5 separate regions of the Mus musculus genome follow, and all the other regions are linked to region 1. The links are chromatin loops, found by intact Hi-C in ENCODE. Cell type or tissue: heart. All regions are shown on one strand.

Region 1 (5,000 bases):
AAGACTACTGGGGAAGGGGAGGAACATAGAATATAAAAATCAGGCTATGTGCCTTTAACATAACCAGTGTTTAGCTGCAAGTCATTTTGTGATTTTTTTTTTCTAAGCGGCAGTATGGGAATGGGAAGGCTAATTATGGGCCCCAGGCCTGATTCTTTTTGCATAACCAGATCACACAAACTCCAAGGAACTCTCTTAACTGGTCTGTGTTTCCTCACTAGAATGGGATGAGTTGAACAAATACTCCCATGGAGGTGCCGTCTGATGACGTAAACTATTTTTAAGGACATGTGCATTCTACTTTTGCCATTGTGTCGAGGTAGAGTCTCCTTCTGTACCTCTAAGGCTGTCAGTTAGCAGAATTCTCTTTTTCCAGGGGGAGGGGAGTCCTCTCTCTTAAGATCTTTAAGTGATTCAATGAGGCCTGCCCACATTATGGAGGATAATCCACTGTACCTCATGTTTATTGATATAAAAGCTAATCTCGGCTGTAAAATACCTTCCCATCTGGAGGAAGATTTGAACAATCTGGGTGCTGTGGTCCAGCCAAGAGGACATACAGTTAGCTGCTCAGATATCATCTTAGTCTTCCTGAATGGACCACATAGCAGCTGCTTTTGGCTTTCCACGTCTCCGTCCCTGGCTTTCCAGTTTCCGCACTCTCTGCGTTTATTATTCTGAGGAGTTTTCTGGTCTATCCTGTGCTCTGTTCTCCTTTGGCCCTTGCTGCTGTTCCACTGTTAGTCTCTGTTAGAGAGTCCAACCCACCCTGCATATGAACTACTTCCTGTCAGTGTGCAGGGGTGCTAGTGCACGGTCCCTAAGCTTTATCAGTCAGAACACTCATAGTGTTACAGTGTCATCCGCACTCAACACATTTGGGTCTATGCAGTGTCAAAGCTGTCTTGGACTGTTCTGTTTTCTGATCCTCAGTGAATCTTTTCTCTTTTAAAACAGTTTTAACCGCGATCTGGTGAGAGAGCAGCTGGACCCCAGGGCCTCACCCTTTTTATTGTATCAAACTAGAAGTTGGCTTATTGTGGAAGTGTTAATGTTTGTGGACATTTGGAGTCACATTAGTAGTTGATAAAGCCAGTTTTTAAGAAAGGATATAAAATTCTATTTAAAAAATGACCCCATTGTTTTAAAATCATATGCATACCATAAAGACTGATATATGTATCAGGGGTAACATCTAGTTTCTATTTTTCTCTAAAATATCTTTAGATATAATATAGAAAAAATATTCTAAAAGATATAAACTAGGTGTGGTGTTGTAAGACTGAAATTCTAGCATTCTAAAGGTAGAGGCAGGAGGATCACGAGTTTGAGACCAGCCTAGTCTCAAAAAATAAATCAAAATTTAATTTTCCTTCATTCCTCTCTTTACTCGGAAAGCTTCTTGTTCCTCTTCTAATTATTTGCAATTTGATGCTTACCCTTCCAAGCAACACACACACATTTATTAAATATATTAACTTTCCTATGACTTATCAATTTATTTTTGCTTAATAAAAGTCCCTAAACTCCACGTGAACACCTCCTTTATTATTGTGATTAATAGATTTATTTACACAAGAATAGAGTCACCAACGCCAAAATTAATAGATGTTAAATGTTCAGTTCAAGTTTCCTTCCCAGATAAGTCTTTCCTTTTTTTCTGTTTTGAAGACATAGAAGAGGGGATGTGAGTTCTTGGGAGTAGGTCTGAAATTTTTGAGCAGACATGTTCTGATCTTAAGTCTAAGGAGTCAAAGCAGGATCTTTGATGTGCGTCAGGGTCACTGTATAGAAGCAGATACTCCATTTAAGCACAAGGCCCGATTTGTGCCTTTCCGGAGACGAGGCTGTACCGAGCTGGGTCGAGGGTACGGGGGAGTGTTCACTGGCACACGTTTATTCTCGGAACCTGACATCTGGGCTCAACGCCGCCATTGCCACCTTAGGGTTTTAACAAATCCAGAGTCATAATTTAGGGGAAAGAACCTTAAGAGTTCCCCTCTAAGCTCCCGTTTGAAACCCTTCTGTGGAGAGCACGCAGAACCACGGCTGAACGGACTAGGGTTAGAATCGGTGAGCCCAAGCCGCTCTGGGCGGTGGGTACCAGGCTCTGGGAGTCCAACGGTCCGCGGGGCAGAACCCTGGCAGGGCAGAACCCTGGCAGGGCGAGCACGAGGCTGGCCGGACACCACTCCACTCGGCCCACACGCAGCGCGGAGCGGTTCCCGAGCTGATGCGCAAGGCTTGGGCGCCCCCAGCACCGCCCCTTCCTCCTTCCGTCCAGTGCGGAGGACGCGGGAGGACGCAGCTCCGCCGGAAGCCGCTGTGCGCCAGCGACCCGCCCGGCCCGCGGCTCCGCCCCTGTTCGGCTTTTGGCTTGGGTGCCCACAGCAGGACTCCTGCGCCCGGTACCCCGCCTCCAGCTCGGGCAATCCTGCCCTCGGCTCTGGACCACCCCGATCCCGCCCCACGCTCTCAGCTCCGCCTCAGCAGGTACAGCCAGGAGTCCCCGAGCCACTCTCCTCTTACTGACCTTAGTACCCGCTCGGTCCCGCTCTCACCTCCAGACTGGTGCTAGGCCAGTGTCCTCAAAGTGGCCACCAAGACTTTCCTGAGTGCATCGCGGCCTCCCCTCCCCTCATCCCCTCTCCCTATTCCTCTTTCTACCCAGGCCAGGAAACCAATGGGAAATCCCGAAGTGTACTTCGGCTTTGATTGTATAGTTTGATGGCTTTGTCACCTGTGCCCGTTTAGAGTGGGTTAAGGAATAATGACTTCTGAAGGGTGGGTCTGGGCCAGGATGGATGCATGTGCCAAGGTGAAAAGGAATTTCAAAGAGAAAAGATACTGGCTACTTCCTCCGTAGGTTCCCACACTCTTCCATGGAGAGCTCAAAAAGGGAACCTGGAGCATTGGGAGGAGAAGGTGGGGGCGTTAGTCCTTAGTTCTCAGAGGTTAACAAAGCTAGGGCTTCGAAAACCTGGGCCAAAACAGGACCTCGGAGAACGAGGCCTTCCTCCCCCACAGATGGGAAACAGATGGGAAACTCCAGCGTGAGAGGATTGTTAGTGGTCACAGAGCTAACACAAGAGACTACAGAACTCTAGTTCCTAGCCGTTATTTATACATAAAACACACACACACAACACCACACACACACAACACACACACACACACACACACACACACACACACACATGTAATCAGGATCAAGCATGGAAAAGCCAGATCTTTACCCTTAACTGCTTCTCCAGGTCTCTGCTGGCCTGTGCCCTAGACCTGAGCAGTGTGACTAGATGGATGGTGGAGGTACCTGGGCTTGAACTAAACCTAAAATGGCGGTTAGAGGAAGAAAGACAGGTGGATGGGAAGAGCTTGGGCTGAGGGCAGGGGTGAGCTAGGTCTTTTTGCCCCTAAGAGTGTTTGCCCCTGTTCATGGGGAGGCTGGGTGCGTGGAGGGGGCAGACAGTGGAACACTGAATCACCACACGGAATGGGTGTCATGGAGCCCTGGCCTGAGTAGAGTAGAAAATGTGTACACCGGGAAGCCAGGGCTTTAGCAAGGATTTCATTTGTGGTGGGAATAGCATTTGCAGCCCGGCACTATAGAACTTTTACCATATAGAAGACAGACAAGGGGCTGGAGACATGGCTCAGCAGTTTGAGAGCACTGGCTGTTCTTCCAGAGGGGCTCAGGTTCAATTCCCAGCACCCACATGGCAGCTCACAGAGCCAGTTCCAGGGGGCCCAACACCCTCACACAGATACCAGTGAAGCCAAAAAACTAGAGTATGTAAATAAAACTGAATATAAACTAGAATATGTAAATAAAACTAAATCATTTAAAAATTTTTAAATATTGCTGGTAAAGGGAAAATTGCTTATAGAATTGGTTGTAGATGGATAATAAAAATAATCACAAAGTTGTGCTCACTATGTACTTTATGGAAATTCATTCATTCATTCATTCATCCCTCATTACACATCTGGGTTTTTCCATTATCACTTTACCTGAGCCCAAAGTTAAGGCCAGGGCCCAGACCATGTAATATGAAGCATTCTGGCGGCAGGGAACTAGGTCGGATTCCATGGTCTGTACCTATTGATTATGTAAACTTAGCTTCCATTTCCTCATCTGTAAACAGTTAGCTGTAGTGTCACTCTCCGCACAAAAGAGAGAGAGATCTTCCAAAGCGAATATCAGGTGATGGAGAAGATGGCAGGCCTGGCTTGACCTGTGGGTTTTAATGGGCTGGCCACTCCTCGAGAGACCACGACACAGCTGGAGACAAGCTTTGGAGTCGAGCTTTGGGCTGTGATAGAGTCCCAGCCCTCCCCGCTAGCTCTGTGGCCTGATTCAGTTCTCTTAATATTTACAGAGCTGCATTCTCTCCACGATGACTGACTTACTCTTGCTTAAGACCCTCGAGCAGCAAATCCCTCATAGAAGACGATCGAATGGGTTAGGCTTAAGGCAGGGCCTGTGGGGAGAGTGTAGATGTTTGTTTTCCGATTCATCTTCCTCTGCTCTTCTCCAGGAGTCTCCGTTGCCCCATAAGCCCGCCTGTGCCAAGCTCAGCATGGGTGGGGGGCTGATTGAGAGGTATGTGGCTGCCATGGTGCTGAGCGCGGCTGGAGATACCTTGGGCTACTTCAACGGGAAGTGGGAGTTCATTCGGGATGGGGAGACGATACACCAGCAGTTGGCCCAGATGGGTGACTTGGAAGCCATAGATGTGGCACGATGGAGAGTCAGTGATGATACCGTCATGCACCTGGCCACAGCGGAGGCCCTCATGGAAGCCGGCCAGTCCCCGGATTTGCCTCGGCTGTATTCCCTACTAGCCAAACATTACCGGGACTGCATGGGAGACATGGATGGCCGGGCACCAGGTGAGTGCCAGTCTCTGGGAGGTTCCCGAGGATGGAGAAGCGGGCCCAAGGGGGACGCTAAGACTGTAGATGGAGAGTAATATGTCTATTAGTCACTCGTAGGAGGA
Region 2 (5,000 bases), 76 kb after region 1:
TCATAAAAGGAAACACTCAGACAGAGATAGAGGGCGGGGGCTGGAGAGATGGCTCAATGATTAAGAGCAGCTGTTATGCAGCCGGGAAGAGTGGAGTTCAAGTTCCAGTATCGGTGGAACAAGCCAGGTGCCCCAGCACTTAACCCCAGCTGTGAGGAGGGGCAGCAATAGAAAAAGAAAAAAGCAGAAAAGAAAAGGTATTCAACCGTAGTATTCATCAGGAAAATGAAAAGTGTAACCACAACGGAAAAAATGCTATGCACACCCACAAGGCAAAGGTTAGAAAAACCAATCACGACCACTGGAGAGGGACTCTCAGACATTGCTGAAAGGAATGCAAGTTACTACAGCCACTTAAGGAAACTGGCTGAATCCACTGTAGTTCTACACATTTGCACTCAGTGTCCAGTGCCTTGATGGTACCACTCCTAGGTACATGCTGAAGAAATGCACATACATATGCATACCTAAGCCTGTGTCCATGGATGTCCACGGGAACCCTGAAAACAACCAGATGCTTATCCGTGTTAGAATGCATGGGGACAGCATGGTGTACTCACAGACAGGCTAGAGAGCCACATGGCAGCACAGCCAACCCCTGGAAACGGAGCAAGCCTCCACTTTGGTTAGTCCTCAGCTGTGGGAGTTTTCTCAGTCTGGCCCCAGACAGGCTGAGTGAAGAGGCCTCTGAGGTGAAACCTGCTTCAAGCCTGTGAGTGCCGAAAGCCGCACCATATGGAGCTGTGTGAGCAACATCTAGCCGCCCCAGCCAGTCCCCACCTCATGAGCAGAACCAGTAATTACAAGTCTTTGAAGCCACTATATTAGGGGTAGGGTCACACAGCATTAGGTAACCAGAATGTACATTGAAGTTTTTGAGGAAAAACAAAGTAAAATATATTCAACAAGGTATGTGGCATATACCTGTAATCCTAGCATTCATGAAGGAGAGGCAGAAGGAATGCAAGTTCGAGGCCAGCCTCTGTTATAGTAGGGACATATTGACTCAATCAAGAATAAAGAGCCAGAGAAAAAGAGCGAGAGAGCAGACTATATTCAACTTGTAAGCCATTTTTAAATATTCGAGGAAGGAAAACTCATTGGCTAACTTTATAAAATGCTTTTAAGAACTAAAACGTAATGTTAGATTCATAAACAGGACACAGTTACTTGTGTTTTAAAATTAAAAGTTGAAGGGAACAATTGGGATTTAAAATTTTTTATTTCAATTGAAAATTAATTTTGGGAGTAAAATAAGCATGGGTAAAAGTCATTGGATTCTTTCAGACAATTTAAAGCAACAACACGGGGAGAGGCGTGAAGCGTTTTATTGCATGCTTGCAGGACGCCATGTCCTGTCATAGGTGCTCTACCCAATCAGCTCACTGGATCCTCACAACAACCCTGTGACGTGAGTTCCTAGCCTCACAGTCCAGGCTCAGAGGCCGTGTAAACCTGGCAATGTCCTGCAACCCATAAAGGATGGAGTCAGGCCAGGTGCCTCTGGACCCTCCTGCTGTAAGGAAGGCTCCTGAAGGTGAGTTTCTTCACGTCATGTCCATCCCCCAGCTTGCCACACATCTTTCTGGAGGGCTAAGAGGAGGGGTGAGAGTATAAGTGGCCATCCGGGGAACATGGAGGAGTGCCATCTGGCTACAGAGACGACAGCTCTGTGATCCTTAGAGCTCAGGAGTGTGAATTGGAGCCAGAGGGGCCTGGGATCTGGACATAACTTGAGAAGAGTTCTGGAGAGGACGTCTAGAGGCTGTGGAGAGAAACAGAAGAAGGATGTCAGCGCGTGGCTCCAGAGGGTTTGCCAGATTTCATGGGATCCTTGTACAGTTTCTATGTCCTCTTTAGACCCCAGTTTTGACTGCACCCCAATGCCTAGCCACAAGCAGTTGTGCCTTTCAGTTCTTTCATTCTAGGACATGGAAGGGTCATGGAGGGCTCACTTCTGATGTTATTATCTAGGCCCATTTTCTCTTGGTCTGTAGGTGAGAGACAGAGCCTCTTCTTGAGTGCTCAAAAGAAAACACTCTCCATCCTGCTTACTGCTCATGGACTGTGCTGCCTAGTTTCTGTCAAGTTGACACAGGCTGAAGTCATCTGTGAGGAGGGACCCTCAATAAAGAAAATGCCTCCAGATGAGCCAGCTATGGGCAAGCCTGCAGGGCATTGTCTTAGTGATCAATGCGGGAGGACTCAGCCCACTGTAGCTGGTGCTGTCCCTGGGCTGGTGGTCCTGGGTTCTATAAGAGAGGAGGCTGAGCAAGCCATGAGGAAGGAGCAAGCCAGTAAGCAGCGCCCTCCTTGGCCTCTGCGTCAGCCCCTGCCTCCAGGTTCCTGCCTTGTTCCTGTCCTGACTTCCCTGATGATGAACAGCAATGTGGAAGTGTACGCTGAAAAAACCCTTTCCTTTTCAGGGTGGGAGGGCAGAGAGTGGGTTCCAGGGAAGGAAGGGAAAGCAGTTCCTTTGGCCGTCGTGGTGTTTCATCACAGCTATAGAAACCCTAACTAAGACGTGGATGATGGAAGAAAAACCACCCAAGCCCTGAACTGAAATTCGAAAGGCTTTGCAAGACGCCAACTTTCATTTCTACAAAGAGACGGGTGGGAAGACGAAGCTGGCAGAGCAGAGCTGGAAGAAAGATCTGGGCAGAGAAGACTGCTGCCCTGGACCTCACCCACACAGGGGGCCTCCGCCAGCAGAGCAGCCACTGCTGAGGCCCCCGGCCCCCCCCCCCCCGAGCCTGCGCGCCTGCGCGCCTGCGCCTAAGAGCAGAAAGTCTGCCCAGTGGCTGTTTGCTTGCTTGCACTGGCAGCCATCTGCTGGACCAGAAAATACCAACAGCAATCCGCAACAATCAGCTTTCATTCTGAGGGAAGAGTCTGAATGAAGCTCAGGAATAGATGCCGTCTCTCAGCCTCCTCCCAGGATGCACCTCAGTTGGGATAGGATTCTGCCAGCCACCAAGCTGGAAACCACTTCCACCGGGTTCCGTTTGTTATTGAGTTCTTGGAAGTGCTGCTCTCCGCCCCCCTCACCCCCCAGTCCCTGCCAGCTTTTTCCACAGGGTGGGATGGCAGAGGGTAGGTTCCAGGGAGGGAAGGCAGTCACACAGAAGCTGCCTAACATATGACCACTTAAAACTATGTGTTCACCTCATTCTGAACACTCTGTGGTTTGAAAGTAAAACCTGCCTGTTCTTTCCTTCCTCTCCGCTATTTAAATAAAACATGGATGGACACACACAAGGATATCTGGAGGCTAACAGTGGTTCTGGGGAGAGATCCCATGATAATTTGGAATCATCCTTATAGGGGATAATGACATCAAGGCTAGAAGTTAGGATTCTAGGATGTGATGAAGCTCCTGGGGTGGGAGGAGCTTGTGCAGGGACCCCAAGACATCCTGCCATTTTGCACAGTGAGTTAGGCTCCCAGACAAAGATGCCTCAGAGGTGCTAAGGTTATTTCTAATGCTGTCACAGCGAATATTCTGTCCAGATTTGCTTTACTGTGCAGCCAGCCACAAAAGTTCTAGTGTCCTTCAATGGTGCCTGTCTCCTGACATCTGGGAAGCATCCCTAAAACTGGGCCTTTTTCAGGCCTTGATTTGAATGGATTCAGAATTAGAAAAACAGAGACACAGGGTTGCTTAGGGCAGAGACGAGAGAGACAAGCCAGAGACTGGGGCAAAGGGGAAAGAGAGCAACCAGATCGCCAGACATCCAAGCCACAGGACGGGAGAAGTCAGGGGGCAGGTGGGGATGGAGAGGGTGAAGTGTAAGCAAGAGGGATGCTTAGAGCCACAAACCAAGACAACAGGGACAAGCAGGAGTCAGGAATGGGAAAGAGCCAAAAGAAGAACAGAAGTCAGTGCTGTGTGAAATGAAGAGGTGGGGAAGCAGGCTGGACAGCATGAAGCACCCATAGCTCACACTGGTCAGCAAGGAACGGGGTGTGGAGAGACAGAGGACAAATGCACAGGAAGGTACACTAAGCTATCCTGAGCCTCAGAGCCTTGGATTACTCCACAGGAAATGATAACATCCATATCTCTAAAGCCAGGGTCGGTCTTCATGGCCTTCATCTCTCGATTCTCTCATCAGCAATGTGGCTTGTCTGAAATTCGCATGCACTCATTCACACTGTGCGCCTTGGAGGTCTTCTGTGCCAGACTAGTTCGTCACATCTGGGGGGGGGGGATGCTTCTCTAAGAGTGCCAGTTTCGTTTGTGCACCCCTGTCACTTAAAAATGCCTCCCAGGTTGTGGATGGTGGGGCTTTCCTCAGAAAAAGCTGAGCCCTCACTATGGTCCGGTAGAGTCCAGAGGAAAATGTCAAAGTACTGAAGGATCAATCAGGAGACCGTGAAAGCAACTTCTCAGAACTACCAAAACACAGCCTTCCTGGTACACACCCCTACGAGGGACATCCTGTTCCCAAGGGGAGGCCACCTGGGTTACTTGCCCACACGTGTGGGCTGCTGGGAAAACCCAGGCTGTCCTACATCTGTCTTAGGAATGTTCTAATCAAAGCACTGTCTGAGCCTCATCTGAGTGACCAGCACTGTCTGCCACTGGGCAGGAGGAAAGCAAGATAGCCCCAGACTATTTGCCTGCCATCACCAGTCGCTTTGATTTTAACAGTCCTTCCTAGTGAAGACTCAAAAACAGCTGCTTCCCAGAACTCTCTGTGTGCCAGGAACAATCAGTAGAACCATACCAGCATTCGCTTCCCTTGAAATACATGCATGCCACATGCAAAAATCTCCTTGGCCCCAGCAGCAGTCTTAGCTATTAGCAAAATCTAGTCACGCCCACCCTCAAAAGACGAGAGCCCATTGGCCTGCTCTAAATGTCAATCAGCCCATTCTCCACAATGTAACCACAACTAATCATGAGTAGGTTTTAGAAATCTTTCATGCCACGCATGCATTTGCTGTGAGCACAGGTAGGGTTGGGTTCTAGCAGTGAGTCCTCTGAGGGGTTCAAA
Region 3 (5,000 bases), 110 kb after region 1:
GTTTCTCCGAGTATTTTTCTGCTTTGATGGGAGAAGATGGAGATGCATAGCCACACTGAGGACTTCAGTATCTGCCCCAGAACCCAGGCTACATAAAAGGGAGGAGACCAAACAAAACCTTTTGTGACTTGATGATAAAGTCGATGAACATTAATATCACCTCTGTCCTGTAGACAAGTTTTACAATTTGTTTTTATGTGTATAGGTGTTTTGCCTGCACACCATGTGTGTGCAGTGCCCGCAATAGCTAGAAGGGGGTGTCAGATTATTCTGGGGTTGGAATTACACAAGATTGTTAACAGTCGTGTGGGTGCTGGGAATCGAAACTAGGCCCTCTGGAAGGTCAACCAGGGCTTTTATCCACTTAGCCATCTCTCCAGCTCCAGACAGGTTGACTTTTAACTTCTTGGAAAGGGTATCCCTTCAGAAATGTATCCTGTGTTCTACTATTCACACGTTTCGACCAAAAAAAAAAAAAATTACTAAAGATTACCTGAAAAATTTACACCTAGGTCTTAGTAAATCTATCACAGCTGGTGGTATAGTATTGGCTGGTAACAAATCTCCACATATTTTAAATGCCTTTAAATCAAGAAGCATCTTTACGCACTTCTATTTATCTGGGTCTTATCCCTAAGAAGACTAAAATGCAATCGTAGTAAGGAATGAAGGACGAGAACCTTGGGATCAATGTAACCTCTTGCCCTCTCCGTTGACCCCTAACTGAGACTGGGGTGCGGGATCAGGGAGCAGAGAGGACAGCGGAACTATGGGTCCCTGCATCTCCAGAGTCCCAGAGAGCAGAGTGGAGCCGAGCTGCTAAAGCCCGGGCTTCCCTCCCGGGCTACGCACTGACCACGCATCACGCGCCTTCTTGGTTTCCGGGCAGGCACAGCAGGGCTTCAGTGGCTTCTTCTCCTGAGCCTCGGGCGGGGCAGGGCTAGCGGCCGCCAGTCCCGGCATCTTTCCAGGCGAAAGCAACTATGAGCGCACACGCGCAAAGCTCCCAAACTCCGACTACCCTGAGCCGTCTGTCTCCACTTCCGCAGTCAATCGAAGGGGGACAGGAAGTCCCGCCTCTCCGGACGGAAGTAAGTCTAAGAAGCGCGTGCGCAAAAGAAGTGGTACAAGGCCTCGCTCCAAGGGCGTGGCGTCAGCGCTGGCGCAAAGGTTAAAAGGTCACCCAGAATGGTTTTTGTTTTTGTTTTGTTTTTGAGATTGTAATTTAATTACATCATTTTCCCTTTCCCTTTCCTTTCTACAAATCCTTACATATACATACCCATTCCCCACTATCCTTCAAATTCATGGCCTTTTCCTCCCTAATTGTTATTGCATGCTTATATGTATACATGCATACATATATTCCTATATGACCCATTCAGTCCAGTATAATGCTAACTGTATTCGTATTTTCAGGGCTGACCTTTTGGTACTGGACAAGCAGTAGCAGATCCGGGTTCCACCCTGGGATATTTTATGGTCTTTCTTCCTTCCTGCTTTGTAGACATTCTGCAGATACAGATACAAAGGCCCCCTACCTCCTATTTCTCTCCGGCATATATGCTAAATTTTCAGATAATATATCATGACACAGTAGTCATGAAAGAAGATAAGATTTTTTTCTACTTTCAACAACTGTGATGGGCTGTCTCTGTCTCTCTGTCTCTGTTTCTCTCTCTCTCTCTCTCTCTCTCTCTCTCTCTCTCTCTCTGTGTGTGTGTGTGTGTGTGTGTGTGTGTGTGTGTGTGTGTTTTGGATAAGTAAATGACATGGTAACTGATACTGAAAGTGTAACCCCCTCAGTAGAGCTCCATTGCTTCAAATCAACCATTCTAATTGTATTCAAGTTCACTAAGATGTACAGCATTGAGTGGCTTCCTTAAACTAGCTGTAGGTCAGGAAAAAAGTGGTTTGTAGTTATTTATTGTATGTATCTGAGTACACTGTAGCTGTCTTCAGACACACCAGAAGAGGGCATCAGATCTCATCACAGATAGTCATGAGCCACCATGTAATTGCTGGGAATTGAACTCAGAATCTCCAGAAGAGCAGCCAATACTCTTAACCAGTGAGCCATTTCTTCACACACACCCAAAAAAGTGGTTTTAATTTTAATATAAATATTTATAGACAAAGTCTCTAGCCTAAGCTGGCCTTGAATGATCTGTGGATGACCCTGAACTGATTATTAAATGTTGGAATTACAAGTGTGTGCCATCCTTTCCTGGTATATAAGGACTTCCTGCATGTTAGGCAAATAGTCTACAAACTGGGTTACATACCCTCAGCTCCTAAACTGGTTTTATTAATTGTGCAATCAGATATTTGTCATTATACCAATTAACAGAATTAAAAATGCCTTTTCCTGGCATTTCTTAAATTCAACTAGGATCAATATAATCTTCAGCATCACAGCTTCCCTGTATAGAGTTGAGCGTGAGAGGCATTTAATCTTCATAACAAACGGAGGTTCAGAAGGGCATATGATTCATTCAGAGCTACATAGCTCATGAGGTTCCATCTCTCCCCATGGTCCATGCACTATCCTGTGCAATGTATCTAAAGGCAAAGTAACTTTCACTTTCAAACCACTCACCTGTATTTACTGGCGCTACTGCATTTTTGTGTAGAGTAAATGAACAAAGAAGAAAAAGAGTAGAACTGGAAAATGTAAGGATTGTGAGGACTGACTTTGATACAAATTGTAGACCACAAAAAGAAGGAGCAGAGGAGGAGAAGGAGGAGGAGGAGGAGGAGGAGGAGGAGAATTGGAACTTTATTGCAACTGATAAGTTTTCCTCTCATTTTTCCCTTTGTGAAGGAAAGTTCCTGGCTTGAACCACACATCACTCTGAACTTCCTGAAAGGCTGATCAACTGATTACAATTTTAGAGATCTTAGTAAGGCTGGAAGGTTGCTGGATTATAGCCAAGTAGTATTGGAGCAGCTTTAGTCCCCACATAGTGGTCTTTTACTGCCCCCTTCTGTATGTGATCTAACATCTTTGTGAGCATTAGGTAAACCCTTTGGAATCTATGAGCAGACCCCCTCCCCCCAACCCCCAGTTCCCACCAACCAAAAGGCTGAGAAGATCATCAGACACCATCTGAGGCTATGGCTGAGATTTTCTTACCTTCCTGTGACCTGTCCACCTAATGTTTTTACCGCTGTGTATGGGAAGTGTCTTGATTTATGATTTTGCTTCTTTACTATAAAACTACATGGGAGTGTCATATCACCATACTGGAATGTGGAATTTAGGGTAGTGTGAAACTGTTCCCAGACCCATAATCATCCATATTTGTTCCCAGAATAAACTGTCTCTTATCCCGTGTGTGTGTGTGTGTGTGTGTGTGAGAGAGAGAGAGAGAGAGAGAGAGAGAGAGAGAGAGGGAGAGGGAGAGGGAGAGAGAGAGAGAGAGAGAGAGAGAGAGAGAGAGAGAGAGAGAGAGAGAGACTGGTACTGATTAACAACAGTCCTCTCAGGGAAAGAAATCTCCTTCTTCTTGCTTCCTTTAACTAGATGCTTCTGAGACTGTAATAAACCCTATAGACTGTCTCTTGAGTGCTATGACCTACAATAGCTGCTTCTTTGAGGTAAAATGGCCTGCCCATGGAAAAAAAAAATACAGAGCAATCTGGGAAGGATGAAACGAACACATTCCAGCACTCGGGAGGCCAGAGCAGGAAGAATCAGAGTTCAAGGCCAGCCTGGGTCTCATAGCAAGGTCCTGTCTATAAAACAAACAAAAGGTCTCCTTTCCAGTGGGAGACATTTACTAATTTGTACTCACCAGCTTAACTCTTGTTTTAAGATGGTCTAATTAACTTATCCATTCGGGTTACTTTTTCCTTTTACCCTTGATGAATGAGTAAGCATTAAATTTCACTTTTCTTTCTCTGCCCACGTGCTTGTAGACTGAGATGGTTTATTTTATATTAAGTGGACATTAAGAATACAAAACATGGGCTGTTGAGATGACTCAGCAGGTAAGAGCACTGACTGCTCTTCCGAAGGTCATGAGTTCAAATCCCAGCAACCACATGGTGTCTCACAACCACCCATAATGAGATCTGACGCCCTCTTCTGGTGTGTCTGAGGACAGCTACAGTGTACTTATGTATAGTAATAAATAAATCTTTTTAAAAAAGAAAAAAGAATACAAAACATAACGCAGTTATTGTTTCCCATTTAATCCCAAGACAAACATTAATAAGATATTCCCTAGAGAAGAGCTATGGTAAGATGTTAAATTGAAGGGCCTGAGAGACAGCTTAGTGGGTAAAGACACAAGTCACTGAGCCTGATGACCTGCCTTCAGTCTCAGGACTCAGATGGTAGTATGCAGTTAACAACTCCACACATGTACTATCGTGTGTGCGTGCACATAGTATTTGCATGTCTGCCTCTGAATTTAAAAAAAGGAAAAAAAAAAGCTTTCCATTTCCTCTGGGAAAATACATATCATACAATGTTCTCTGATTTCTGGATGCCTGGAAAGTCTGAGTTTTACCACATTTGCAAGCCAGTTCATATGTGATGGCTGAAACTATCAAACTCCTGGGCTACAGATAAAGGACATTTTATCACTTGCAGCAGGGCATTATACAAGTTTCCAGAATCTCATTTCCCATGGGCAATGTGAAAAAGACCAAATAGTACAAAATTCTTAAGGACAAGAACTAAGAATGTCTCACTCCCTTTGGCTTAAAGGGCAACACTGTCTCTATCACTGTCTCTATCACCCATCACTCTTTCCTACTCAGAGTCAAGGACAGACAGTGGCCCCTCCCTTATAAGACAAAGGGAATCAGCCCCTGTGTAGAGTTCTCTCAACATGATTAGAATTGGGCTGGAGAGATGGCTCAGCGGTTAAGAGCACTGATTGCTCTTCCGAAGGTCCTGAGTACAAATCCCAGCAACCACATGGTGTCTCACAACCATCCCTAATGAGATCTGATGCCTTCTTCTGGGGTGTCTGAAGACAGCTACAGTG
Region 4 (5,000 bases), 53 kb after region 1:
TGTATATGGAGAAGGGGAAAGGGATACCGCTTTTTGTTAAATGAGTTGCTTATTTAGTATATGTCCTTGTCTGTTTATGCTGTTATAATAAAATGTAGGACTGGGTAATTTACTACACTTGATCTTAGCCAAAAGGCCAAGAAGCGATGACTGGGTAATTTACAAAGAACAGAAGTCTTTATTTTCTCAGTCTTCTGGAGACCAGAAAGCCAAAGGGCAAGGTGCCGATATTTGGTGTCTGAGGGCTGTTCTCTTTGCTTTCTGATGGCATCTTGTTACTGTCATAGGTTTTTACCCAATCGAAGACGGAAGGACCAAAAAGTCCCTAGCTAGGCCCTTCTGTCACTTTTAAGGTACTGATCTACTCAGGAACACCATGGGAGCGCTCACTAATCCTATTTGACTAGCTTAGCACACCAGCAAGATCTGAGGTCTGGCCTGTCTCCTCTCTCCCCCCCCCCCCCCCCAAGCAGTGGAGTTTCAGGCACGTGCTGCCACGCCCAGCTTCTTACACAGGTGCTGGGGATCCAGGTTCAGGTCCTTGTGCCTTCTCATCAAGCACTTAACCATCTCCCCAGGGGTAAAGGTTAAATGTGACTTTTGCTGGACCAAAGGCATTCAAACAATAGCAGTAGATGCTGAATCCTCCTTGATATTCTTAAGAGTACATCTCCGCCATCAAGGTGGGTTGGTGGGTAAACATGACTATTCCCAGATCTGATGACCCAAGTTTACTCCCAGATGGAGGAAGAGAAGAACCAATTACCACAAGTTGTTGTCTGGTCTCCATGTGCACCACATGGCACATGCACACTAAGTAAATTTTAAGTGTGATTTTATAAATGTTCCCTCACAATAAGGTCACCAAACAGAGAGGAGAGAACTACTCTTGCAATAATAAAAACTCACACTTTCTGAGCATCCCCTAGGCGAGGGCACTGTCCTTGCTCCGGCCAATGGATAACTATTAGTCCTGTTTACACTTGAAAAACGCGGAGGACCTGAGATAACAAGCAATCTGTGCCGAGATAACAAGCCAGTGCCTTGGAGGTAGAGAATCCCAGGCAGGCTGCTGCTCTTTGGGGCTTTCACACTTGGCCCCTGTGCCACCTGGTCACTCTTGGCCCCTGGACCCCTGTGCTACCTGCCATGCCTTTGCTGTTCTTTGGTTTCCTAGTGCACCACAGCCTTGTGGAGTTTTATTTGAAGGAGAAGAGAAAAAAGGATACCAGCATCGAGGTCACGTTTCTTAGCAACAACGTAACGTCCTCGGTCAAGATCACCATGTACGTAAGTGTCCTATGGCTAAGCCTCTCTTTCATGTATGTGTATGTTCCAGGTCAGACACAGTGTGATTGCTGGGCCTAGCCCACCAAGCTGGGGACAGTGCCCACTACAGATCTACTCCCAGATAAGAGTTGTAGGTTTGGGATCAGTACCACCTTAAGCACAGTGTATTCAGATGCTAGCAAGCAAGGCTACTGGGCAGCACCAGAGGCGATTAGTTCTCAGTAGGAAACTGCTCTGGGGTCCAGCAGAATTGTATTAGGAAGGAGAGCCTCAGCCACCATCCACCTACAGGGGTGACCAGGGCCTTAGGAGCTGGTCCATAGAAGAAGGTTAGGGCCAGATGGGGGCTGCTTCAAGTTTGTCGGATCATAGCTGATCATTTCCATTTCTTTGGGGCAGACTTGGCTCTGGGGAACTGGTGGGACCAGGTTTGGGGCAAGAGAGCGGGGTGGGGCTGGGGGAGTCAGGGACAAGGTGGGTCTGTTTCTTTAAAAAGCAATTACTAGCCAGCAGCTAAACCACCTAATCAGATATGTAAACACTGGTTCTGTTAGGGACCAGTGAGGAAAATAGAGCTGATGCAGGAGAGACCCCAAAGGGGTCTTGGCAGAGCATACTAATCACAACCGCACTGGAAAAGCTGCGGGAGATGGGAGGCGAAGGGGAGGGAAGGCAGAGCTTACCGCAGAGGCTGCTGGGGAGGAGTCAGAACCCCCACAGGAAGTGTAGCCCCTTCACAAGCCCTGCCCAACCCAGAGTCCCTCACGGGCCAGTGCCCGCTTCCTTCAGACAGCTCTTGCCAAATCTGCTGACAGAGTAGTCGCAAACAAAGGTCTGCAGGAGGGAAAACAAAAAAGAAAAAAACAACACTGAACGCAAATAGGGGAAAGAGCTGTGTGCGCCTCTCTGAACATTTCCCGGTCCACTGCACTGAGGCGCAGAGAGAGCGCCTAAGTGGATCTGAGGATGCGACAAGGGGATCAAAGAATTGGCAAAAAGAACACAGAGGTGTGCCAGCAAGACAAAGCCAAGGTGTGGGATGTAGGACAAGAGAAGGCTGGAGAGATAAATCAGGCTTGGAAGGACAAATTAGACAATATGGTTTCTGGCTGGAGAGCAGCTTGCTGAGCCTTTGGGCGTGTTCAAAAGGAGAGTGACCACATCGCCTGGGGGTGGGAGGGTGTGTTCTCAGGCTGCCCTGCTGAACTGTGCTGTGAGGGAAAACAAATCCCTCCCGAAAGAGGTCATTCCCCTTGAGCTCCCCTACATCCTGCCACTGGACTGTGCTCTGTCTGCAGATACTGGCCCCTCCGGGTCATGGATTTGCAGGTGCCCACAGCGGTGGCTTGGGGACTGTGGTGGACTAGAATGCTGAGGACTTTCCATAGTTATTTGTTTAAAGTTGTGTTGCTACAGGAAGGGCTTTCCTTTGTTTCTCTAGTCAGTTGGTAGATGAACAGATACTAATGGAGACCTTGGCCCTGACACACTAGGCCTTCTGTATGGGTAAAACCACTGTTCCCGCCCACCAGTCACTGGAGACTTGGAGCAAGCCGAAGCTGAGGTTCTCTGAGCCTCTCAGTGGGCCTCTCATAGGTGGTTAGCCTTCATGCCCAAAGGAAGACACGTGACTCTTGAAGAAGGACACTGAATGCATTAACTCTAACCATCTCTCTCTCTCTTTTTTTTTTTTTTTTGAGACAGAGTTTCTCTGTATAGCTGGCTGTCCTGGAACTCACTCTGTAGACCAGGCTGGCCTTGAATCCAGAAATCTGCCTGCCTCTGCCTCCCAAGTGCTGGGATTAAAGGTGTGCGCCACTGGCTAATTTTTTTTTTTAATTAAAAAATTAGAAATTAGAAGGATAAGTGCCAGGGAGAAGTATGTTTTGCCCCTACTTTCTATTATTTTGTAAAAACCCAAGTTTTCCTTTTTTCCTTTTTTTCGAGACAGAGTTTCTCTGCAGCCCTGGCTGTTCTGGAACTCACTCTGTAGACCAGGCTGGCCTCGAACTCAGAAATTCGCCTGCCTCTGCCTCCCAAGTGCTGGGATTAAAGGCACGTGCCACCACGCCCGGTATCAAGTTTTCCTTTTAGGTGGACAATTTACCCAAGCCAAGCCACTCACTCAAAGCAACTTTCATATCCCTTATAATTTGTAAGGTCTTGGATAAAAGCAGTTTCTTGAATCCTAATTTTCTCTGACATATTATAAAACGTTTCCAAGCAGGGGCAGCTTTTCTTTACCTGAACAAAGTCTTTCTGCAAAATGAGGCAACAATCTGTATGCCTGCCTCTGGATGAGAAAAATACACCACAAAGACACCACCGCTCTGTAAAACTGGAGAGAAAAAGGGGGTGGGGCTGGCGATGAATCAGGACCCAACCTGCTGTGGTGTGGAGAGGCATCTGAACCTTGCCCTCTCCCTCCTTCCCAGAGTCCCCCACTGTCTCAGAGATCAGAATTGAAGGACACACAGTCCACTACCCAGGCCCCAGGCAACCTGTTCCTCTCGCGGCACAGCTGGATTAAGCATTTTTCTTTGGGAAAGAGCTGTTTCAGAAATCTTGAACTTGAGTAATCTTGGTGTACGGTGAAAGACTCACACGGGAAGTCCCTTAAATAAAAATGTTTATTGACTTTCCAATAATGAAAAAGAATAGGGATCCATCCCATAATCAGCCTCCAAAAGCTGACACCATTGCATACACAAGCAAGATTTTGCTGAAAGGACCCTATATAGCTGTCTCTTGTGAGACTAGGCAGGGGCCTAGCAAACACAGAAGTGGATGCTCACAGTCAGCTATTGGATGGATCACAGGGCCCCCAATGGAGAAGCTAGAGAAAGTACCCAAGGAGCTAAAGGTATCTGCAACCCTATAGGTGGAACAACAATATGAACTAACCAGTACCCCCAGAGCTCCTGTCTCTAGCTGCATATGTATCAGAAGATGGCCTAGTAGGCCATCAGTGGAAAGAGAGACCCATTGGTCTTGCAAACTTTATATGCCTCAGTACAGGGGAATGCCAGAGACAAGAAGTGGGAGTAAGTGGGTAGGGGAGTGGGGGGGGGTATGGGGGACTTTTGGGATAGCATTGGAAATGTAAATGAGGAAAATGCCTAATAAAAAAATTAAAAAAAAATTAATAATAAAAAAAAGAATAAACACGTATTTTCTGGGTCACATTCAAAACTGTTGGCCTGTGCGCAGGGGGCCAGTGAGGATTCAAAAACGCTGCGTCTCGTTTTTTAAGGTGCCCGTGCCTCTGTACTTGACAGCTAACAAGGTTTGCCTGCAAAGCCCCTTAGTTCACAGGCCAGTGAAGCACAGACCGGTGCCGGCTCATCCTCTCTCCCTTTGCCTTTCAGACCTAAACAGCAACTGGAAGGGAGAGGGGTCATGGCTCATCCTAACCCACAGTGCCAGATAAACCAAGTGAAGCTCAAGTTCCAAGTTTCTAGCCGGGTTTGGAGAAAAGACAGAACTCCTGTTGTTGGGACTTTCTGTACTGCCCCTCTGCCGGTCAATGACAGGTGAGTCACAGAACCCACCCCCTAAGCACCCCTGCAACACCACCAAGCACAGCTCTGGATCTTCGGGGTGTTGCTTGATGGAATTCAACCTCAATAAAGTGATAACTGTCTTAGGTGAGGAATCCACTGGGACCCCGAGTTCTCCCCAATCTTCTATAGGGTCATACTGAATTGAAG
Region 5 (5,000 bases), 60 kb after region 1:
TCTCCCCTTCCACATGGACACAGACACAGACACAGACACAGGCAAGAGGGCAGCCACACAGGCTATTCTACTTCACTTCCCTCCCCTCTTCTTGTTCAGAACACTGAGTTACCCCAGCAGAAGCCAGAGGAGGAAAAAAACCAACTTGGTTCGTAGAGGTCCAGGGCATAGAGCAGGGTACAGAAGGATGGGTCCTAGGTTCACCTCATAACTTTCCCTCCTAGATGGTTCACTTTTTAAACTTAGCTTTAAAAAATACCCCCATAAACGAGCTTTAAAGAGAGTTGACTTTTGGTTCACTCTGTAACAAAGGCAGGGAGAATGATGTAAGCCGTAGGGTATGGTTACATCATTTGTATGAGGTCATGCAGAACGCAGTAGCCAGGGCCCAGCTCTTCTGAGCTGTGGCAATGAAAGCCGCAGGATGGTCAACGCAATGTCCATTTGGACGCTCACCCACGAGCCCCATTCTCTGCCTGCCCTAGCCTTGCAGGACATTGTCACACGGGAAGAATCCACGTCATCTCCAGCAAGCAGGCTTGCAATTTCCTTCCCTTTTAAAATCTCAAGCCACTCTTCTCTTACACCCTCTTGTAACCACCCAGCAGCTTGTGGGTTTCCCTGGGAGTGACCTCAGCTAGCCTGGGCTTCATTGAGCTCAAGTTCCTGTGGTTGTGACTCAGGGAACAGTGACTCTCCTGGGAGACACTGCTTAGCCATCCTTCTTCCTTAGTTTTCCCTTATGCTTGCGACTTTTCTTCCAAGTTTGGATAAATCGTAGCATGCTTCTGTGATAAAGGGATTATATCATAAGCTGTTACTCTAGTTAGGCTTTGCATTATCTTTGGGATATGGCCTGTGTTTCTTCACTAATGTCATCTTGTTTTAACGCATCGTGAAATGTGGAAATGTACTTCCGTGTTATCGTGTGTCCCATCAGAAATGTTAGATCATTACCGTAAATGGGAAACTAGTTTCTCTTATCCTAGGCTAATCCTAGAAATAAATACAATGAGACCATAGTCATGTTTGACATTCCGAGCAGATGCTGTGAACTGCTGGCCCCTGAGCTGCAGGGCCCACTTTTTCTCAACCTAAAAACAAATATTAGCCGCTTATGAGAGAAGTTTTCAAAACTTATTGTCTTAGGGTTTCCATTGCTGTGAAGAGACACCATGACCAAGGCAACACTTATAGAAGACAACATTTCATTGGGGCTGGCTTACAGGTTCAGAGGTTCAGTCCATTATCATCAAGGCAGGAAGCACAGCAGCATCTAGGCAGGCATGGTGCAGGAGGAGCTGAGAGTTCTACATCTTTATCCAAAGGAAGCCAGGAGCAGACTGTCCTCAGGCTGCTAGGAGGAGGGTCTGGAAGCCCACCCCCACAGTGACACACTTCCTCCAACAAACCATCACACTCATCCATAGACTAGCAAGATGCCTGGCTGGGTGTGCAAAGGCACTTGATCTCAGGCCTAATGCTCTGAGCTTAATTCCCGGGACCCACACAGTGAAAGGAGAGAGCAGGCTTCCTCAAGGCTTCCTCTGGCTTTCACAGTGTGCTGTGATGATCTATCCTTGAAAAAGCACACACACACACACACACACACACACACACACACACACACTCTGGCACACTCACACAGATGTACAGAGAGGGAGACACACACACTCTTGCACACTCACACAGATGTACAGAGAGACACACACCGACACACACACAGTGACACACATCCCTTATTAACAACACATGTAATTAGTGGACTGAAAAGAAGACATGCAAAGCTTTCTCACTAGGTGATTTTGTAGCACACAGCGGTAGGTCTGGGCATCCTGTCCAGGCACATAGCTTTCTCTTTGGGAAACCTGGCTTTAAGCAGCTGGAGTGTCTGTGGGGTTGAGGGGTAAGGGGGCTGCTTGATGGGGCAAAGGCAGAGCTGGGAACCCCTCCATACCCACTGGACTCTCAGAACTCTGCTGTGAGCGTTAAATGACTGTGGATTAATTCAACCCGAATGTCAGATCCCCCACCAAGCAAACACACCTGATGGGAGATAAAAGCAACTTGATCCCGGAACAGGGAGGCAACAGAATCAGCGGTGCTGCACAGCTCTTCGCTGTTCCTCTGCTGTTTTACTATGGTCTAGCCTCTCAGCACAACTGTGAGGCACACACTGTGAATGCCTCTGCTCACACAGCAAGGAGCGCAAGGCTGGTATCCAAAGGAGCCGGGCCAACGGGCCTTATAGTTCGGGCCATTAACCAGAACTGTAGTTAGTCTCTATGTACAAAGCACTCTAAACCCACACTCAAGTAAGTTCTCCTCCAAGGCTCAGAGTGGAACCCCCTAAGACTGCCTACTAGACATTTTGGGGTCTGGATGAAATAAAAATATTGTTTTAAACAAAAAAAGTTACAAAAATTTTCAAGGCGATGAGAAGAGCGGAGCAGGAAACAGAACTGCAGGTCACGTGTCCAGGCAGCCGGTCCGGCGGCCAAGCGAGTCACATGGGAATCTCAGACAATCGTGTGTGGACAGCTGACTGAGATCTCAGACAAGGCTTCGTTTCAGTTGCTGAGTTCTTTTTGGAAAACAGGGCTGGTCCATCAATACCGTGAGGACGAACATGGGAACAGGAAGCCAGAGGAGTGGGGAAAAGCCATGGGAGCGGCTGGAGACTAGACTACGCTGCAGTGGAGAGTCAGCTGGGCGCACCGCCCTCTCTGAAGTCCTTCTATGAGGTGTTGTGCTCCAAAAGCTTCTAGTGTCTCACAGTTTGTGCCTTGGCTATAAATATATCCTTGAAAAAGCAATTATCTATGGTAACACCAGCAACTGGCACGCTAGGATAGTACAGTCCCTCACTGTTTATTAGAAAACAAACAAACAAACGGCCCCATGGAGTAGTCTTCTCTGACAATTTATCATAAGCATTGGCTTTTCTTTGTAGTGTTTTATTTTGTTTGTTTATTTCTTTTTTCACTAACCCAATATCTTCACTTGTTAAAGATCTGTTCTGATTTTCTTTTTCTCTTCAGTCAGCTTCTGCGATTGGTACATTTCTATAAATCTGTCCGTTTTACCTGAGCTATCTAATTTGCTGGTGTACAATTATTCATGGTATTCCCGTACATATTTTTGCTGATGTATAATTATTCATAGTATTTCCGTACATATTTTTATTTTGATAAGCCCAGTAGTAATGTCTCTATCTTGACTTCAGAAACCAAATCTCCTCACATTTTTATTGGTAAGCCCTACTAAAGATGTATCAAGTTTATTGATCCTTTCAAAGAAATAACTGGAAATGACTGGTTTTCCATTCTCCGGTTTGTGAATGGCACTAGTTTTTATTTTCTCCCTCGATTGGACATTCTTCAGTATTATTTTTTTTTCCAGTAGAAAAAACCAAGCGTGTGACTTTGCTTTTGGGCTTTTGCTTCTGGCCTGCCAGCCTTTCATAAGATCACAGATTGTTTTTTTGTTGACTGCCCTCCCTCAAAAGAGACAGGGTCACGGGGTTGCCGTTCTCAGAGATGCTGTGGATATTGTAACGAGATGTTATTCTGTTACACGTGCTTCAGTTATCTTCATGTATGACCACAAATTTCAGAAGATCAGTATAAATCCCTAGCCTTAAATCTCTATAAAAATCTCAAGTGTAGAATATACTCCTTTTCTTGTTCAAATTGAAGAGATTTGTTTTCCAGATACCCTCAGTTTGAATTCCTAGGGAGGACCCCAATGTCCCAAACTCCTCTCTCTCAGAACAGAAGACATTTTTTCACGGACCCTTTCTCTGAAATGAGGGTTCCTGTCCTCAGTCCCAGCTTCACTCAGACTAGCGGTGGACACCTGACTTACGCTGGACCAGGGAGATTTTACTCTTGAATATTTGAAACAACAAAGAGCTACCCAGTGCTTCTCCTCGGGTAGAAGGAATTGCTATGTCCAAACTTGAGCAATGAAAGCAGTCTGTTTCCCTCATGAGAATGGAGAAGCAGGGAAGGCTAATCTGTAAGGAAAGAGAAATACATTGCCTATCTCCTGAGAGAAACAGAACCTTTGTTTCCCTGATCCAGTCCTATTTTGAAACAGTGTGGTAGTCTTGACATTAAGTCCTGTACTTTTATATAATAAGTCTCACTTTGTCCCATCAATACCACTGTCAAGGAAAATAAACCCCCCAGAACACATATTATATGATGGGTAGGATTCTAATCACGTTATATAGATTATCTTCTATAAACCTCCCAATAATGCCAAGCATTCTTATCTTACATGTGAAAACACTAAAGGACAAGAAAGGTTATAGAACTTGCCCAATCTGGTACGCCTAATGGAGGGTGACCTCACGATTCATACCACTACTAGTTGAGGTCAGAATCTGAGCTCTATCCACCATGTGACATGGTTCCTTTTCCAGTTGGCTTCTAGTCCCTAAAACCAAAATGGCTATGTACATAGAGCTCTACTCAGTCGAGCGCCACTCTGCCTGCTCAAAAGTTATCTGCCATATTCCCCAGTGTCCCCAAACTGAGCGTCCCCTAAAGTACCCTGTGGTCCATTCCAGCTCGATGCTTCTGCTCCTGAGCCTTCGGTCCTCACTTGGGTCCCTCCAGTCATTTGGAGTCCTCCTCTGGTTCCATGTCCTTCAGGAAACCTCCCTCCACATGCTATTTATGATGGTGCCTACAGTGCCTTGCAATGGTGTGTATGTCAGGCTTCTAAGATAGGTGATACTTAGGTTCTCAAAAAAAGGGACTTTGCTTCCTCTTTCTTTGTATCCCCCACCCACAGTGTAATTCACTGGAAATGGGAAATCTCAAATGGAACTAAAGACAGACAACTTAAAGGCTCAGGAAAGAAGTCAGGCCTAACTTAAAGGAGCACTTGCAGTCTCTTCATATGTTTCCAGAATGGCCTTCATTTATGGCTCTGCTTGAGAAGTCTGCTTCCCAGTGTTGCATTTTAACATTTTCAAATCTCCAGAAGAA

Evidence for each region. Peaks named below come from ENCODE experiments on the same cell type or tissue, not always from the same donor. Only the 100,000 strongest peaks of a DNase experiment are listed, where the experiment ranks them.
Region 2: it touches region 1 in a loop (2.2-fold over the local background); 7 of 42 quality-filtered maps call a loop at or near these places.
Region 3: it touches region 1 in a loop (6-fold over the local background); 12 of 42 quality-filtered maps call a loop at or near these places.
Region 4: a loop joins it to region 1, with 2.8 times the contacts of the local background. A loop is called at or near these places in 11 of 42 quality-filtered maps.
Region 5: it touches region 1 in a loop (3-fold over the local background); 10 of 42 quality-filtered maps call a loop at or near these places.

The regions. Positions count from the first base shown.
Region 1 is chr16:38,450,022-38,455,021 of GRCm38, reverse strand. It overlaps Adprh (ADP-ribosylarginine hydrolase), which reads left to right and starts at 2,333. Exons shown (of 4, transcript NM_007414.3): 1 at 2,333-2,493; 2 at 4,539-4,893. The coding sequence starts at 4,581. In heart, a CTCF peak has its summit at 2,266; a DNase peak (open chromatin) is centred at 2,331; H3K4me3 peaks cover 2,230 bases; H3K27ac peaks cover 2,101 bases.
Region 2 is chr16:38,374,420-38,379,419 of GRCm38, reverse strand. It overlaps Popdc2 (popeye domain containing 2), which reads right to left. Exons shown (of 4, transcript NM_001081984.2): 4 at 1,204-1,765. Among named protein-coding and RNA genes, the nearest start is that of Popdc2, 15 kb to the right of the region's middle. In heart, a CTCF peak has its summit at 2,837 (motif pointing left); DNase peaks (open chromatin) are centred at 1,547, 2,309 and 2,779; H3K4me3 peaks cover 1,505 bases; H3K27ac peaks cover 1,714 bases.
Region 3 is chr16:38,343,064-38,348,063 of GRCm38, reverse strand. It overlaps Cox17 (cytochrome c oxidase assembly protein 17, copper chaperone), which reads right to left and starts at 1,065. Exons shown (of 3, transcript NM_001017429.2): 1 at 857-1,065. The coding sequence starts at 963. In heart, CTCF peaks have their summits at 1,968 (motif pointing right) and 2,980 (motif pointing left); a DNase peak (open chromatin) is centred at 1,063; H3K4me3 peaks cover 1,304 bases; H3K27ac peaks cover 2,739 bases.
Region 4 is chr16:38,397,162-38,402,161 of GRCm38, reverse strand. It overlaps Pla1a (phospholipase A1 member A), which reads left to right. Exons shown (of 11, transcript NM_134102.4): 9 at 1,178-1,286; 10 at 4,659-4,823. Among named protein-coding and RNA genes, the nearest start is that of Pla1a, 33 kb to the left of the region's middle. In heart, no CTCF peak of the experiment used is centred here; DNase peaks (open chromatin) are centred at 2,011 and 2,501; H3K4me3 peaks cover 1,253 bases; H3K27ac peaks cover 1,328 bases.
Region 5 is chr16:38,389,905-38,394,904 of GRCm38, reverse strand. No RefSeq gene overlaps it. Among named protein-coding and RNA genes, the nearest start is that of Popdc2, 30 kb to the right of the region's middle. In heart, no CTCF peak of the experiment used is centred here; DNase peaks (open chromatin) are centred at 524 and 2,554.